2 separate regions of the Homo sapiens genome follow, and region 2 is linked to region 1. Evidence: chromatin loops called from intact Hi-C (ENCODE). Cell type or tissue: PC-3. All regions are shown on one strand.

Region 1 (8,000 bases):
TGAGATATCATCTTATCCCAGTCAAAATGGCTATTAATAAAAAGACAAAAAACAACAGATGTTGGCAAGGATAAAAAAAATAAGGGAACTCTTATATGCTGTTGTGAACATAATCTAGTACAGCCACCAGAAAACTGTATGGATATTTAAAAGAAAGAGAGAAAGAGAAAGAGAGAGAGAGAAAGAGAAAGAAAGAAAGAAAGAAACTAAACATAGCATCACCATACAACCCAGCAATTCCACTACTAGGTATCTATCCAAAGGTAAAGAAATCAATATATCAAAGAAATACCTACACTTGCCTGTTTATTGCAGCAGTATTCATAATCACAAAGATATGCAATTAACCTAAGTGTGTATCAACAGGTGAATGGATAAAGAAAATGTGGTACATATACAGAATGGAATACTACTTAGCCATAAAAACTAGTGAAATCATGTCATTTGCAGCAACATGGATGGAACTCGATGTCATTCTCTTAAGTGAAATAAGCCAGCCACAGATTGACAAATATTGCATGTTCTCACTTGTATGTGGGAGCTAAAAAATTGACCATATGGAGGTAGACAGTGGAAAGACAGAGAACAGAGACTGGGAAGGGTAAGTGTCAAGGAGGGGGAGGATGAAGAGAACTGGGTTCTTAGCATATTAAAGATGTCATTCCGTGGTCTTCTGGCTTTGATTATTGCTTCTGAGAACTAATCTGTAAATTAATTTTCACTCTCTTGAAGGCGGTCTGTCTTGTCTTTTTTGATGCTTTTAAGGCCTTTCCTTTACTTTTATGTTATGCAGTTATGTTCTGCTGCACCTAGTTTCAGGTTTTATTTTTATGCCATTGAATCTGTTTGGTTTCTTGAATCACAAATATCTGTAGATTTTTCTTGAGAAATCTTAGCCGTTGTCTCTTTAGTATTGTCTTTATTCCCTCTCTCACCTCTTCTAGAATCCCAATTTCCTTTATGTTATTCTTCCTCACTCTTTCTTCCATGTCTCTTAATGATTATTTCACAGTTTCCATGTTTTATCTCTATGCCACATTATATATAATTTCTTTTTAGCTTTACTAAGTCTTTTAACTTTATACTGTCTCTCTTCAGCTCTATCTAGTCTGTTGTGAAGCCCATCCATTGAGTTTTAAATTTCAATTACTATAGCTTTTACTTCTAGAATTTATATTTTATTTCGATTGAGCTATGTCATTTTCATACAATTGCTGGCTCCCTTTATTATTTTTAAGTTAGAAAAATTCTTCTATAATTGTAAAGATAGTTACTATATATTTTTTATCTGATAATTCCAATGTGTGAAATATTTAGTGAGTACTTTCTGTTGTCATATGTTTCTTTTGGCTTTTGCTTATGGTTTTTTTTCTTGTATGCTTAATGGTTTTTAATTAGGAAATCTCATCTTCCTTTAAAAAAATGATACATTAGAATTATTTGAAGTTTACTATGAAGGCATGTTTTTTCTACGTAGAGTCAGTATGTATTTTTGCCCAGCCTCTAGAAGGTCAATGCAGTCAGAGTCCACTCAGGTAATGCTAATTTGGATTGCAAATCTGGCCAGTTTGTGGTGAGTTTTTTAAGGGTTTTTTTTCCTGTACTTCTCTGCTAAGCACCAAGAGATCTTTTCTTCCACCTCCCTGGGTGTGGGATTGTGAGGTACATTTATGCGTGGTACACCCTTATAGTAAAAGAAATTATAAAACAAAACCCAAAAATTATCCAAGTTTGGCATATGTCCTCCGGGAAAAAGTAGTTTCATTGATCAGTTCATTTTTTGGTTTTCCCTAGATTTTGATTTGATAAATCCTACTGTGCTTCCCTTTGATGCTTTTAGGAAGAAGTTTTTACTTTTTTCCAAGCATTTTTTTTTTAAGTAAGCATTTCAGTCTGGATACCTAACTGGCCACATTATTGGAATATTTCTTATTTCTCTCTGCCATTATTTTGTAGTATGTGTCTCCTTGGAACACCTGAATCAAAATTACTTAGAGATGTTTATTAAAATTTCAGATTCTGCTATTCAACTTCAGCTTACTGGAAGAATCTTTACGATGGGTTGCTGGTATGTAAATTTTTGTGAGGTTCTTTAGGTGACCCTAATTCATACAGAATTTGTTTTTATTTGTACTTTTAAGTCTAATATCTGCTGTTTTAATTGTAGCAGCATGAGATCTAAATTTATTATTTTTTATATTTATTCTAGCACCATATGTTGAAAAATTCATTGTTTTCACATCTATTTGACGTCAACTTTTATCATATAGTAGTTGTGTGTGTGTGTGTGTGTGTGCACGTGCTTGCATGTGTAAATCTGTTTCTGGCCTTCCTATTTTTGTTAACTGAATACCATACTATTTTAATTATTGTAGTGTTGTGATGTGTTTTACTGTGTGATAATACAAAACTTTCCTTACTCATTTATTACTTTCTCCCACAATAAAAATTTAAAATATTACTGTAGTTTCATCATTTTCTTGCTTCTTTCATCTTCAGTGATTTCGAAAAATTAGTTTTTTTCATATGAACTTAGCCTTTTAGACTGAGGTACTTAATGTTCATTTTACTTCTTTGCCCCAATCAATTTTGTATTTTAATCATGCTTAGCATGGCAATTTTTCCTCTAGGTAGCTTTCTGTCTATCCTTCCAAGTTGAAGTCCAGGTATTCACTTTCTCCACAGAGCCTTTGTCAATACTTTCAGGCTCAAGGGAACTGTTTTTCTTAACTTTGATAGCAATTATTGACTATACCACTCATTTTTACCTGGCAAATCCTACAGAATCACAGAGAGTGAAATCTGGAAGCTACCTAAGGAGATCATATTGTCTATGTATGCCATTTTACAAATGAGAAAACAGCCAAAGAGTATGGAAATGATTTGTCCATGGTCAAATGTTTCAACTTCTGAAGTAAAATTATGATATACCGCTGTATCATTATTCCATTGTATTTTGATATTCTTTTCATATGTCCTGAAAATACCCAGTTACTTAAAAAATAAAATACCTAGTTACTTAAAAAAACAAAAAACCTAGACTGGAAGTTCCTTAAAGGTAGCACCTGCATGTACTTTTGTACAACTCATAGAACTATTATTGTGCTTGTGTTTATTAGACACCTAATCAATATTAATAGATGTTGGTAAAAAAACAAATTGTTCCATTAACCAGATGTCAAACTGGGGCTATCTCCTTGTGGGCGCCACTGTTATAACTGTATAGAAAGTGGCATCTAGTGGTTGGTGTGCGTATTACAATTGCCTGTTTTGTTTTAACCTATGAGTACCAGAGTCATTCTCATAACCTAGGTGGAATAAATAGACTATAAATTAAAATTTTAAATTGAATTTAAACACATTTATCTATAATTCACAACTGTTTTAATCTGTGCTCTCTCTAAAGTAAAGCTACATGTTAATAAAAAATTGCAAAAAATTATACAAAATTACTTGTAAAATGACATGCGAGAGTATTTAAGGTTTTGCTTGTTTATAAATTATATTAGGAGTTAGGGGCTATCGTTGGATACTGAGAAGTCAAAATGCAATTATAAAGAAAGGTCACATAGAAACTTGTTCATATCAATGAAATCCTGTCAGGTTATTGCTTTGCATTATTTTTAGGAGCTTAATTTGTATTTAAAAGAAGAAGATCTCTCAATAAAGGCTGAAGATGGAAAGCTACACTGTCTTCTACTCGCAACAACAAAAACCCATGCACATATATTCACATATAAAGTTCAGACATGCATTTCAGTGTCAAATGTTAATTATTCTTACATTAACAGCCATTTGGGGTTATCACTACTCTTTACCTCTCCATTAATGCATGAGTGTTGACAATATGCACAATTTAATTCAGGGACTACGACTGTTGACAGTTACTGTCTTGTGAACTTGTGAATCAGTATCTTCTTGTGAAACGGTATCTTCTAAATTTTATAAAATCCATAGTCTGGAACTTAAAATTTATGTTTGCAGAAAAATATTATATATTTTTAATTAACCTCTGTTTCCTGCACATTGTAATATAATTTTTTGTAGATGGGTTCATCCTTCCCATTAGAGAGCAATGATGTACTTTGTACTTCTACTTGCACCTAACATAACATAGTGGCTGTCACATAACAGGTGATCAATAAGTATTTCTTGAATTAGTTACACATGTTGGAGGGAGCTGTGTGTTACTCATCTTAGAAGTCTAGTGCCTAACAATTTTTCTGTCCTCTAGTAATATTCAATTCATATTTGATGAATGAGTAAGTCTGAATAAGCCTATTTAATCTGTAGTGTAGTTAGCGTAAAATACTAAAATCAGTATATAACCCCCAAACATCTATGAATAATAAATAATAGCGGCATAGCAGACTTTCTGTTTGACGTGTCAGGAGCACAGCTTTCACTGGAGCAGCCTCTTGTAGTGTGAGTGAGAGATTACTGCAACATCAAGCCATTGTAGTTTGCTCTTATAATCAGGAAAAGAGGTTTCAGTATGAAGGTGACTTTTAGTTGCAGCTGAGTGAGTTAGGAGTTCTGACCAGAAGGATAAGGTCAGTACTTTCAAAAGGGTTGAGGAGGGTACTTTGGTAGTGACTAGAGTAAAGGAAATCATGGAATGTTGAGCAGCAGGCTAAGGTATTTTATATCAAAGGCCCTCAAGATTGATGGGCATTATTTGGTATTTATGTCACATGAAGGTTTCAGTAACTCAGTCTGGTATCTATCTGATGAAAAGAATGCCACCTCCTTGTAAGTAAACACTGAGCTATCCATGTATATTAAACTAACTTGTTTTTCTAAGCAGTTCATTTTCTAAGAGTAAAGGATAGTACTGAATGGCAGAAGTCACATACTGTATTCTTTTCCTCTATAGGTTTTCTATTTTGGAGGAGGATATTTTTCTGGCTTGAGGACCTCAATTCCTAATATGATTGAATGCCTGTTTAGAACATCTAGACTGTGGGAGCAGCATTTATGGTAAAGCTGTTAGAGACTGAGCTATTATTAGTGATGAAGGAGTAGGAGCAAAGAAAAGAAAGAAAGGTGGTAAAAGATAGTGTTATATATTTTATGCTCCATGATTGCTCATGAATGGAGAGAAACAAGTGACTTGAAGTGGTAGGCATTGTTGTCTAGTTGCCAAGGTCATTGCTAATACAGAGTGAGAGGTAATTTTTTACAAGCAATGTTAGAAGAAAAAAAGGAGAGTTCCTGAGAGTTTGGACATGTGGCAAATCATATTACAGGGAAGTTGTATGAATTTCTTTTCCATTTTTAACATATTTTAGATTGTGCATACTGTCAACACTCATGCATTAATGAAGAGGTAAAGGGTAGTGATAACCCCAAATGGCTGTTAATGTAAGAATAATTAACTTTGAAATGTATGTCTGTACTTTATATGTGAATATATGTGCATGGGTTTTTGTTGTTGTAAGTAGAAGATGGTGTAGCTTTCCATCTTTAGCCTTTATTGAGAGATATCTCATTTTTAATGTCTTGTAAAATGATATTTTTCACTTTAAAATTATAAAAATTATGTTTGCTCATTTTGAAAAGTTAAGACAGAAGTGTATATAATAAAAGGTGCAAGCTTCCTGAGAGGTAACTGTTATTTGCAATTTCGTATATCTTTTCAGATATTTTTCTGGTATCTATCTTTCAAGTTTGGATTGTTGATTTCAGTTGAGCTGTAAGTCAGAGTCTGATTTTTGGGTTCATATTTAATGATTTTTTCCCTCTTTCTCTTCCTTATAGGCTTGCTATGGGTGTTCTCCAGGATCAAAGTGTGACTGCAGTGGCATAAAAGGGGAAAAGGTGAGGTCTTAGATTGGCATTTGAAAATTTAGTAAAGCCAGTAAACTAATGGTTTTAATAAATATTTTTTTAAAAACAGAGCTTCTATCTCAGTACTTAAGTAAGTGAAATGAATCCTATTGCATTGCTTATTTTAGAGAGCTTATAAGGATTAGATTATATCTTAAGGTCAGCAAAGATTTTCTGTAAAAGGCCATATAGCAAACATTTTAGGATTTATGGGACACATCAGTTTCTGTCACATATTCTTATTTATATAAATAGAACTTTAAAAGTGACTAAAAAATATTCTTAGCTCTTGGATCATAGAACATGAGCCTCTTGGGATCTGGATCAGGACCTCTTTCCCGTAACATATTTCTGGCGACCACAGAAGGGACTATAGTGCAGAAACCCTAGCTTAATGGCTACCTTTGGGTAAGTGTTGGGGTCCTTTAATATCTGCATTTGGCCTGAGAGCTATAATCTGCCAAACTCTGATTGGTCTTGTTGAAGGCACTGACTTACTTAATAGGCAAAGACAGGGGAAAAACACTTAAGAAGGAAACTAAACATTTATCAAGCTACTAATCTCTGCCAGATACCAGGCAATATCATGTATTTTTATCTAGTCTATGCAGTTTAATAATAGATGAAAGTCTTTTTTTTTGTTTTTTCGTTTTTGAGACACGGTCTTGCTCTGTCACCCAGGCTGGAGTGCAGTGTCACAATCAAGGCTCACTGCAACCTCCGCCTCCTGGGTTCAAGCAGTTCTCGTGCCTCAGCCTGCCAAGTAGCTGGGATTGTAGGCATGCACCACCATGCCTGGCTTATTTTTGTATTTTTAGTAGAGATGGGGTTTCGCCTTGTTGGCTAGGCTGGTCTCGAACTCCTGGCCTCAAGTGATCTGCCCACCTTGGCAGGGGATTCCAGGAGTGAGCCACCATGCCCAGCTGAATGTTTATTTCTATCTTACTTTTTCCACAGCAGCATCTCCTATTGTACAGATATTATGATTACAAAGTAAGTATTGGTGAAGATTATATAGCATAAGCCTAATCACTATCAGTGAATGACATTAATATTATCAAATATAAAAGGGATAGTAAATTATAGCCTAAAGAGAGTTATACTAGGAGATGGGATCATACTCTTGTCTCCACTCTTTGGGGCTCAGTATTTTTGAATGAATGAGTGAATGCTGCTAATTATATATGAAGCAGTTTAGGACAGTATGTCTAGGGCATAATCTACTTAGAGGTATAGAAGGTACGTTAGCATATTAGACATTCTTAAAAGTTCTGGAGCAAAGAAACCTATTTGTTTGTTTTGTAATGCTACATTTCCAAGCCCCATTTGACCATGTTATAGACTTTCCCCTTAACAGAGCAGCTATTAATATTAATTGGATAGTCTTCTGCAGAACACTTATTTGAGTAACATTAGTTTGATGGGAGTAGTTTCGCAGTAAGGGTGCTTTCTGTAGTGGAGAAAATACCAAGAGGGATTAACTTCATATAATAGTAGAGTGATGTTTATCAGATTAACTTTTGAGATAAGAATGGAATACTCTGGACAAAATATAACAGCTACTTGATAGTACAAGAGAATAACCAAAGGAAAAAGAGGAGAGGCATCTGCACTTGAAAGAAAGGAAATACACTGGGCATATTTGCATTTATATGGCTTTTCCCCTGAGTACAGCCCTTAGTCTGCATGGCAAAGGAAGGCTAAAACCCAGACAAAAACCCATGGTCTTACTGGCTTGAGTCAGCAGAGTTGAGGATGCCAGAATGGCTGAAAAGTGAAGAGGGATATACTGGAATGTAGGGAAACACATTGGAAAGAGCTCAAAAAATTGCTTATAGATTCCATCCAAATTCTTGCTTGAATCCTGAAGTTTATAACTATAGAGGAAGGTTCATACAACCCAGCAAAAAGGAACAGCTGGAAGTCTGCAATAACTGAGCATAGATTTAACCGTTGTCCGTTGAAAGGAGAATGGAGTTTTAAGTTCAAGTTCAGCTGAGTTAACTATACTATTTCTTAAAATAGAAGTTTAATCAATACTCTTCAGAGGAAGTTAAGAGAATCCAGAATCTCTCCATATTACCTACAATATCCAGTATGCAATTAAAAATTACCAAGTAAAAGTGATCTACAGTCAATAAAAAGACCAATCAATGAAAACCAACCCTGAA
Region 2 (8,000 bases), 140 kb before region 1:
TTTCTTTAGGTGAGAAGAAAAATCTCCACAGATAATATTTATCAATCTCAAAAGAAAAGAACTATAAGCAAAAATTACAATGAGTTGATGCAATAACTGCAGGTATCTCATGTTTTTCCTTAACCCAATATCTAGAAAACATTACAGCTTATAAAATATAAATGATTTGACTTTGGTTTATCCTGTCAGTCTTATTAAGCAGGAGAATCAACTTCCCATGTTTCCTTAACTTTTCTATGTGCCCTGAATTATAGTTTATATTTGCCTTTACAGTTTGCATGGCAATGTGAACAAATGTACTATGATTGTCCCTGTGGATGTTTTGCATTTTCTGAAACTAACTTCTGTCCCAAGGGTCTCTCACAAAGATAGTAAAAAATACATCTAACTAGCTTTCCCAAAGGGCTTCATAATAAGAGGGGCTGACGTCATTTTCTCTCCCAGTTAACCACCTTGTAGTTTTATGACGAATCAGAACAAGCATGATTTTTGTTCTTCATATACCTCATTTAAACATGGCTGATCCAGGACCGCTTTAAACAGCATTAAACTGTTCACTTTGGACATTCTACAGCCAATTTCTTTTTTGTGTTTAAGTGTTTTAAAATGTTAATTCTCTCTCCTTTTTCACGGTACCCTCCCTAAACTCTGGGAAATAAAACATATTAATAAATAATAACAAATAAAATTAGTAAATAAAAATAAGTTATTAAATAAAATAATTATATAGAATTATTAATTCTCTTTACCACACTGTCAACTGTCTGCAGAGTGGACAGAGTGGAAGTTGGGTAAAATCTGTTTTCCTCAGGTATGTGAGAGCACTAGCCTGTACCTGTGTCTCTTGCTGTTCACACATTCCTCTGTTGTGGAATTCAGGTCAGAAACTCCGTATCCCCCACCTCCACTCCTCCTCCTACTCTTTCCACCCTCCCTTTTCAAGGCCTCCCAAGAATGAATTCACAACCTTGGAATGAAGAAGGTGAACGAAACCTTTTCTTTTCTCATCTTAGTGTCTGTGCGCTGGTCTGGGTTTTCCCAAATTGAGTGAATTCATCAAATGTGTCGGGACAGAGGTGCTCTCTCTCATTAAGTGTACTCCAGCACAAAGGCATTTCTGTTATCTAAAGTCTAGGTCCAGTGCCTGAACTTCTGGTTGGATACCTATAGAAGCTCTGTTAACTCTTTCAGAACAGAAAGGTATGATGCAGCACTACCTGCCAGTGCTAAATAATCATTCCACAGGCTGTTGGGGAGATAACACTTCCAATTCAAAAGTAACGCAAGTCATGATGCACCTAAGATTTATAAAATGATGTCATTCAGAAGGTGAGTCACAGGAAGAGAGTTCATTCAGTGCTGACTGTGAAGTCAGGGAAGACAATCAATGTAATTTGACATGAGCTCCCTTTCTCTGCCTGTTCGATTTCTATGTCTCTTTCAAGGCCTAGCTCAAAGTTTCACCTGACCCAGGAAGGCTTCCCTGACCACCAAGGCAAATGCTGACCTCTCTTTCTCCTTTGATCACTTAGCACTTGCAAATGACATTTATCTCAAAATTATTTCTATTTGTAATGACTTTCTATTCATGTATATGGTGCCTCTCCATGCAGGTTACAACATTATTGAGAACAGAAACCTTGTCTTACACATCGTATCTTCCACAAATTCAGTTATACACACAGTAGATTGGGACTCTTCAACCAAGAAGATTTTCTCTCCTTCACTAAGCCAGGCCCTAAGTATTCTTCAAGATCCATTATAAATAAGCATATAATCTACATAAGAACAGTATGTTTGTTAATGTAAATGCAGTTTCAGGACAAGTCCCTCAACCCTTCCTTCTACTCAGATTGCTATACCCTAAGCCTATTCTACATAGAAATTATGAATTAGCTATGATGGTGATGATCTGTTCTTTGAGGCCTTCCTCATCCTCTCCAAAAGTGGGTTACTCACTTAACAATCAACAATTGTTAATGTCTTTATCATTTATTGCTTAAATATAGTCAGGCGTGCACTTTTGTTTATCTCTTTTTATGTCTTGTTTCTCAAACTAGTCATTAAATTACTAGGTGATTTAGACCAGCACATTCTATTTCTTTTTCATCTGCCACAGCCCTTGAATGCTGTATGCATTCAAGTAAGCAATAAAAACATGACATTCAATTAATGGAAGATATTCAGGACAACAAAAATATTAGGCAAAAAGAACAAGCAGAGAGGAGCCATCTAACTCCCTGAAAAAAAAAAAAACACATATGGAGAAGTAGGTATACTGATGTAATCATATCACAAAGACATTGTATGGAACTGATGCTCATTTGCAGTTTTTACTGATTAGTTAGATCAGTCTCTGCCTACACATGTAGGTCCTTGCTGTAGTGTTGTCCACCCTCAGTGCAAACACATCTTTCTATAGCTGATACCAAGCAAAGGAATTCCATTGAAGTCTGGTAGAAACTACCAATTAGACAAAAATGTACCTTTTTGAAAAGGCTAATTAGCTGACATTGTGGTTCAAAATGGCCAAGCAGATACTGAAGCACAAAATGGTTAAGCAGATACTTACTGAGTTCTTTTTACACTCAAGACCCCGTGTTAGACGATGTGAGAGTTTAGTCCACAAAACAGCTGACTATTCTTAAAATTATTGTTAAAGAGTAAAACACAAAGCCGTGAGCAATATATGTTAAAATAGTTAAAGCTCATTTGGTAGGTCAAAAAGTACTCGCCCCACCCTACCCTCACGGCAAGAACTGACTAATGATGAATCAATCTTCGCAAATCCTTGGCACTGCCCATCTATTTTAGGCATTATCAGATTCTGATTCTGAGTCACTTTACTTTTGCAATTACTTCTGCAAATTCCCCCTCATTTTATGTAAAGAATCAAACTCAGAAATCTTAGATCTGGGAAAGCCTAAAAGGTTGTCCATGGTTCTGTACCTTTTAAAATTTATGTGTGTCTGTGTGTTTTGGACATCTTCTCAGAACAATTCCTTAAATGCATAAACTAAACACATAACAGTGATTCCTACTAATTAAAGTTCAAGAACATACAGAACTGATCTATGGTGTCAGAAGTCAGGATGTGTTAGGTTCTATATTCTGTAGTGGTGGTAACATTCTTGTTCCTTGTTCTGGGTGGTAGTTATACAGTTCTATTCATCATGCAAAAATTCACTTATGATTCGTGCACTTTTCTAGATGGATGTTCTACTTCAATGAAAAAATTCAAAACTAAAATAGGACCTATAGGATTACCAAAAAAGTAGGTTACATTGAAATATAGTTCTATCCACAGACCGTTAAGGGATCGCCTTCCTTGATTAAGACCCTAGATTAAGAACCCAGAAAAAAGAGGTAGGGTGTACAGAGAGATATATGCTAGGAACTTCTCACTTCTAAGAGTTGACAATCTGAGAAAAAAAGACTGGAAAATTGCGAATTTGGAGAAACCAATAAGTATACTTGGTAAGAGTCAAACAAGAGGGAAAGACAAAAGAGAAAAGTGGCAATAAATACTTTGGCGCTAGAGTGTCAGGGCAGAATAAGCAGAAGGATGTGGAATCCATGCTGTAAGTAGAAGGCTGTGAAGTGTTTGGATAAATTGAAGGGAGAGCATCCTTTTTGTAGTATGGCCAGTCAAAGTCTTGGGAGGCATTATATCTATTTTGCTGGCCATGGTGAAGGAGGCACATAAGTAGGTAGTATGAAATAAAGCTGCTGACTACTGCTGGGTACAGAAGGGGAGGAGGAGTTGAACTTGGATTTCTCATAAATGAAAAACCATGCAAGAATTTTTAGCAAGGCAGTAATAGAGAGAATGCTGTTTTACGAACTCATTCAGTTTAATTTAACAAACACGTATGAAATGCCCACTAAGTTCAATGTACTATGTTAGATTCTGCCCTGGTTAATGGTCTCAAATAGACTCTAAGATTTTTTATTTTGTGCCTTTCATTAGTACTAGACCTATCTAATTTGTAAATTGTCCAATTACATTTACATTCTAGATTGGTATAAATTATACTGTAATTTCTTCAAAACAGCAACTCTTTAAATACTACAAATCAGGGAAAACTGGGGCAAAAAGACAATAGGATATGTTCCTATTTGGGTCAGGAACATGCCTCCAAGTTTTTAGTTGGATTGTTTCCAAGTGTACTGTTTGTGCAAGTGTTTTCCCTTCAGGCAATGTTCTTTTCAACACACAAAATGCTAGGGCTGGAAGGAAGATGAGACACCCAGGGAAAGCAGCAGATTTTAATCACCATTGAATAATCCAATGATTCATCCTAGTATATTTCATTATTAACCATTTTGAAAGTTTGATAATGCAAAGGGACTATAGAAAAGCCCATCTAAGAACATAAACCCAGATAATGCAGAAGCTTCCAAAATTCCCAGCCTACTCTGATTTTCCTACTTGTTTAACATGGAGATCACACTGAATTGTAAACTAAGTATTGTCAGTCTCACATTGAAAAAGACAGTGGAGATGGCTAATTTCAGGGAGTTTACTGTGTTCCTTTTAGTGCCTGAAAGCCATTCTATTGCTGTCATCATGACTACCAGTCAAGACATGCTTTATGATTTCTATCAGACTCTGTATTCAGACTACATGGCTGCCAATAAAACTTTTCTTTTCCGAAGGCCAGTACTGAGCCTCCTTTATTATGAGGTGAAGGTTTGTAGAGATTATTATTTGCTAGGAAAAAATGTCTTTAGACAATTCTCTAAGAAGTGATTTCTTTGCCCTCTTTACTGCTGGGCAAATATTTTGCTGTTACTACCCCCAGGAAATAGAAGTCTCTAGGTTTGTCATTTAATTCCGCTTTCTCCCTCCTTTCCTTCCCTCTCTCCTCGCTCTTTCAGAGTCTCTTAAAATAAGAGACTTCTTTACTACAATGTTAAAAACTTTGGCCATAAATCACATAAAGATGGTACTATCTCATTACTCATTTTTGCTTGTAATAGATTAAATTATCAGCATTTTAGTAGTCACACCCAGATTTTCATAGCTCACTTATTTTTGCTCTTAGCTCAAGGCTAGAGCTGCATCTCAGAGCAATGACAAAAGGAATATGCTTTCTATCTAGGGTCCAAATACAGCAGGGTGAAACTGCTGCCTCATCTCACCTGAACCCCAGAGAAAAATGCCTTTTGCAATTTACAATCTGGTTTCAGAAAATCTCTTTTCCAGCTCCCACTGTGAAAAAGGACAAAAGAAAAAGTCTTATCTTCTGTTTTTTGAAAAAGGCCCATGTATGTATGTATGTGTGTGTGTGTGTGTATGTGTATGAATGTGTATGTGTGTTTAAATATAAATGCACAGATAAAAGATAGCCTTCATTTCTTTATATAGTAATGAATTAAGCCTTTCTTTTACTCACGTTGTAAATATTTGCCCAAATGTGGCATTTGCCTACTATTTTTTCCATGAACTATTTTTGACACAAAAAATTTAGAAAGTGTTCAAAGGTATCAAGAATTTTCTTTAGCCTTTCAGGCTTTATAACATCCTTAGAATTTAGAAAGTCATTCCCTATTCCACACTTATATGAGAATATTTCTCTATGTTCTCTTGTAGAATTTTTCAAGGTTTTGTCTCTCACATTTAAGATTTTATTATACCCGATGTATATTGTGGTGTCTTGTATGCAATACAGATTTCACTTTTTCAAAATTACTGTCAACTATCTCCAAAAAAGCTGATTTGAGGTGCTACCTTCACTATTTATTAAGTTCATATATATATTTAGATATGTGTCTGAAAATAGTCATTTCTTGAGTCCTTAAAAATGTGCACATCCTTTGACATAGTAATTTTATGTGTAGTTATGTTCCCTAAGGAAAATAAGTAAGTATAAAGCCTCAGCTATAAAAGTGTTAATCACAGTATTATTTTCAAGAACTTAGGTTGAAAACAACCTAAAATGTGTAACAATATGGGAGTAAAATATAATATCTATTTAATATGATAAAATGTGGTCATTAATAGGTGATGTATAAGGCTGTTAGGGAGATTATATTAAATATATTCATGATACTGATAAATGAAAATAGGTTACGATAGCATAATATGTACAGTATGGTCACATTCCTTTACAATACAAATATATACACATACATAAAATCTATTGGAAGGATATGAACTGAAAAAGTTAAAAATTGTGGAATTATGGGTGGGTACTCTTACTTTTCTTCCTTATTCTTTTCTGCATTTTTCCATTTTTCTACAATGCAGGTATATTATTTTGTAATCAGGCAACATAAGTTTTATTTTTAACTAAAATAAAAATTTGCAGCATTTACATGTTAACAGGGAGTAACCAAACTGAAAACCAAGACCTAAAACTCACAGCTTATTGCTTTTAAAATGTTTCATCCACTATGGAGGTCAAGTGAATTGCCAGGGAGTTATCCATGTACTATTGTGGGGAAATCTCTCTACTGAGATGGGTATATTTTTCCTCCTTCAATCTATTGATATTGTAATTTGAATTTATGCATGTCTTAATGTTAAAACCACTGCTACATTCCTGAGATTAACCCAACATGTCATGATAGATTTTCCTTTTTATATCCTACTGGATTTACTTTCCTAGTATTTTGTTTAGGATTGTTACATTTATGTTCATAAAAGAAACTGGCCAGTAATTTTCCTTTCTCTTTTTGCCATTATCTTTTTTTCCCCTTAAAGTTATACTGATCTCATGGAATAAGTTGGTGGGGTACTCCTGCTTTTTCTATTCTCTGGAAAATCTGTATAAAGACTGAGATAATCTGTTTCATAAAAGATTAGTATAACTTTAACTACAGAATGCATTTCTTTAATCGTTATTCTTCTAAGAATTTGTCTATTTTATTTTAAGCAAAATTTAATGGCATAAAGTTGTTTGCAACATCCTCTTATCATATTTTCAATATCCAGAGCATATATAGTTATATCTTCTTTTTAATAGCTGATATTATTTGCGACATTTTTTCCTTGCCAGAGGTTTTTCAGTTTTATTATTCTTTTCAGAAAACCAACTTTGACTTTAATGATCCTCTCCGCTGCATGTTTGTTTTCTATTTAATTAATTTCTCCTCCTAACTTTTTCTTCAACTTTTTAGGATTTGTTCTGTTTTTCTTTTTCTAACTTCTGAAGTTGAATATCTATATCATTAATTTTTAGTCTTCATTTTCTTATTATAAGAATTGAATAACATACATTTTTCCATGTATAAATCTCATTACATGCTACAAGTTTTGATATATAGTATTTTTGTTATCATTCAATTCTAAAATTTAATTTTTATTATAATATTATGTGTGTTTTCAATGTCTAAATGCATAGGGATTTTGAAAATTATCTTTTTGTTGTTGACGTCATATGGTTAGAAAACATGTTCTAGACGTATGGATTTCTTTAAATTCTGTTGTAATTTGCTTTAGGGCCGAATACATGCTCAATTTTTATGTATGTTCCATGTCTGCTAGAGAAGAATATGTATTCTCTAACTGTTGGATATAGTGTTCTATAAACATTTACTATATCAAGCTTGTACTTAGGTTGTTCAAATATTCTATATCTTTGCTAATTTTTTATCTGCTTGAAGTATTCATAATTGAATGAGGTGTTTAAAAATCTTCCTCTAAGATAGCAGATTTGTTATTTTCTTCTTGCATTGCATTAAATTTTGCATTCCATTTCGATCGGTAAGTGATCTGCTTTCAGTGTAATTGTTGTTCTTCTCTATGTGATCTGTCCCTCTGCTGTTAAGATCTTTTTCTTGATGGTGTCCTAAAGTTTCACCACAATGTATCTATGCAAAGATTAGCTCTCTCTCTCTCTCTCTCTCTCTCTCTCTCTCTCTCTCTCTCTCTCTCATCTTGTTTTGGTATGTGTTGTATTTCCTGAATTTGAGGATTCATATGTTTAATAAATTCTGAAATATTCTTCATAATTATGTATACAAATAATACCTCTCCTCAATTCCCTCTATTA

What was found. Peaks named below come from ENCODE experiments on the same cell type or tissue, not always from the same donor. Only the 100,000 strongest peaks of a DNase experiment are listed, where the experiment ranks them.
Region 2: a loop joins it to region 1, with 3 times the contacts of the local background. A loop is called at or near these places in 1 of 110 quality-filtered maps.

The regions. Positions count from the first base shown.
Region 1 is chrX:108,533,986-108,541,985 of GRCh38, forward strand. It overlaps COL4A5 (collagen type IV alpha 5 chain), which reads left to right. Exons shown (of 53, transcript NM_033380.3): 2 at 5,761-5,820. Among named protein-coding and RNA genes, the nearest start is that of COL4A5, 98 kb to the left of the region's middle. In PC-3, a CTCF peak has its summit at 3,224 (motif pointing left); no DNase peak of the experiment used is centred here; H3K27ac peaks cover 1,115 bases.
Region 2 is chrX:108,395,401-108,403,400 of GRCh38, forward strand. All of the region lies in intron 2 of COL4A6 (collagen type IV alpha 6 chain), which reads right to left. Among named protein-coding and RNA genes, the nearest start is that of COL4A6, 39 kb to the right of the region's middle. In PC-3, no CTCF peak of the experiment used is centred here; DNase peaks (open chromatin) are centred at 1,321, 2,771 and 4,211; H3K4me3 peaks cover 3,238 bases; H3K27ac peaks cover 6,929 bases.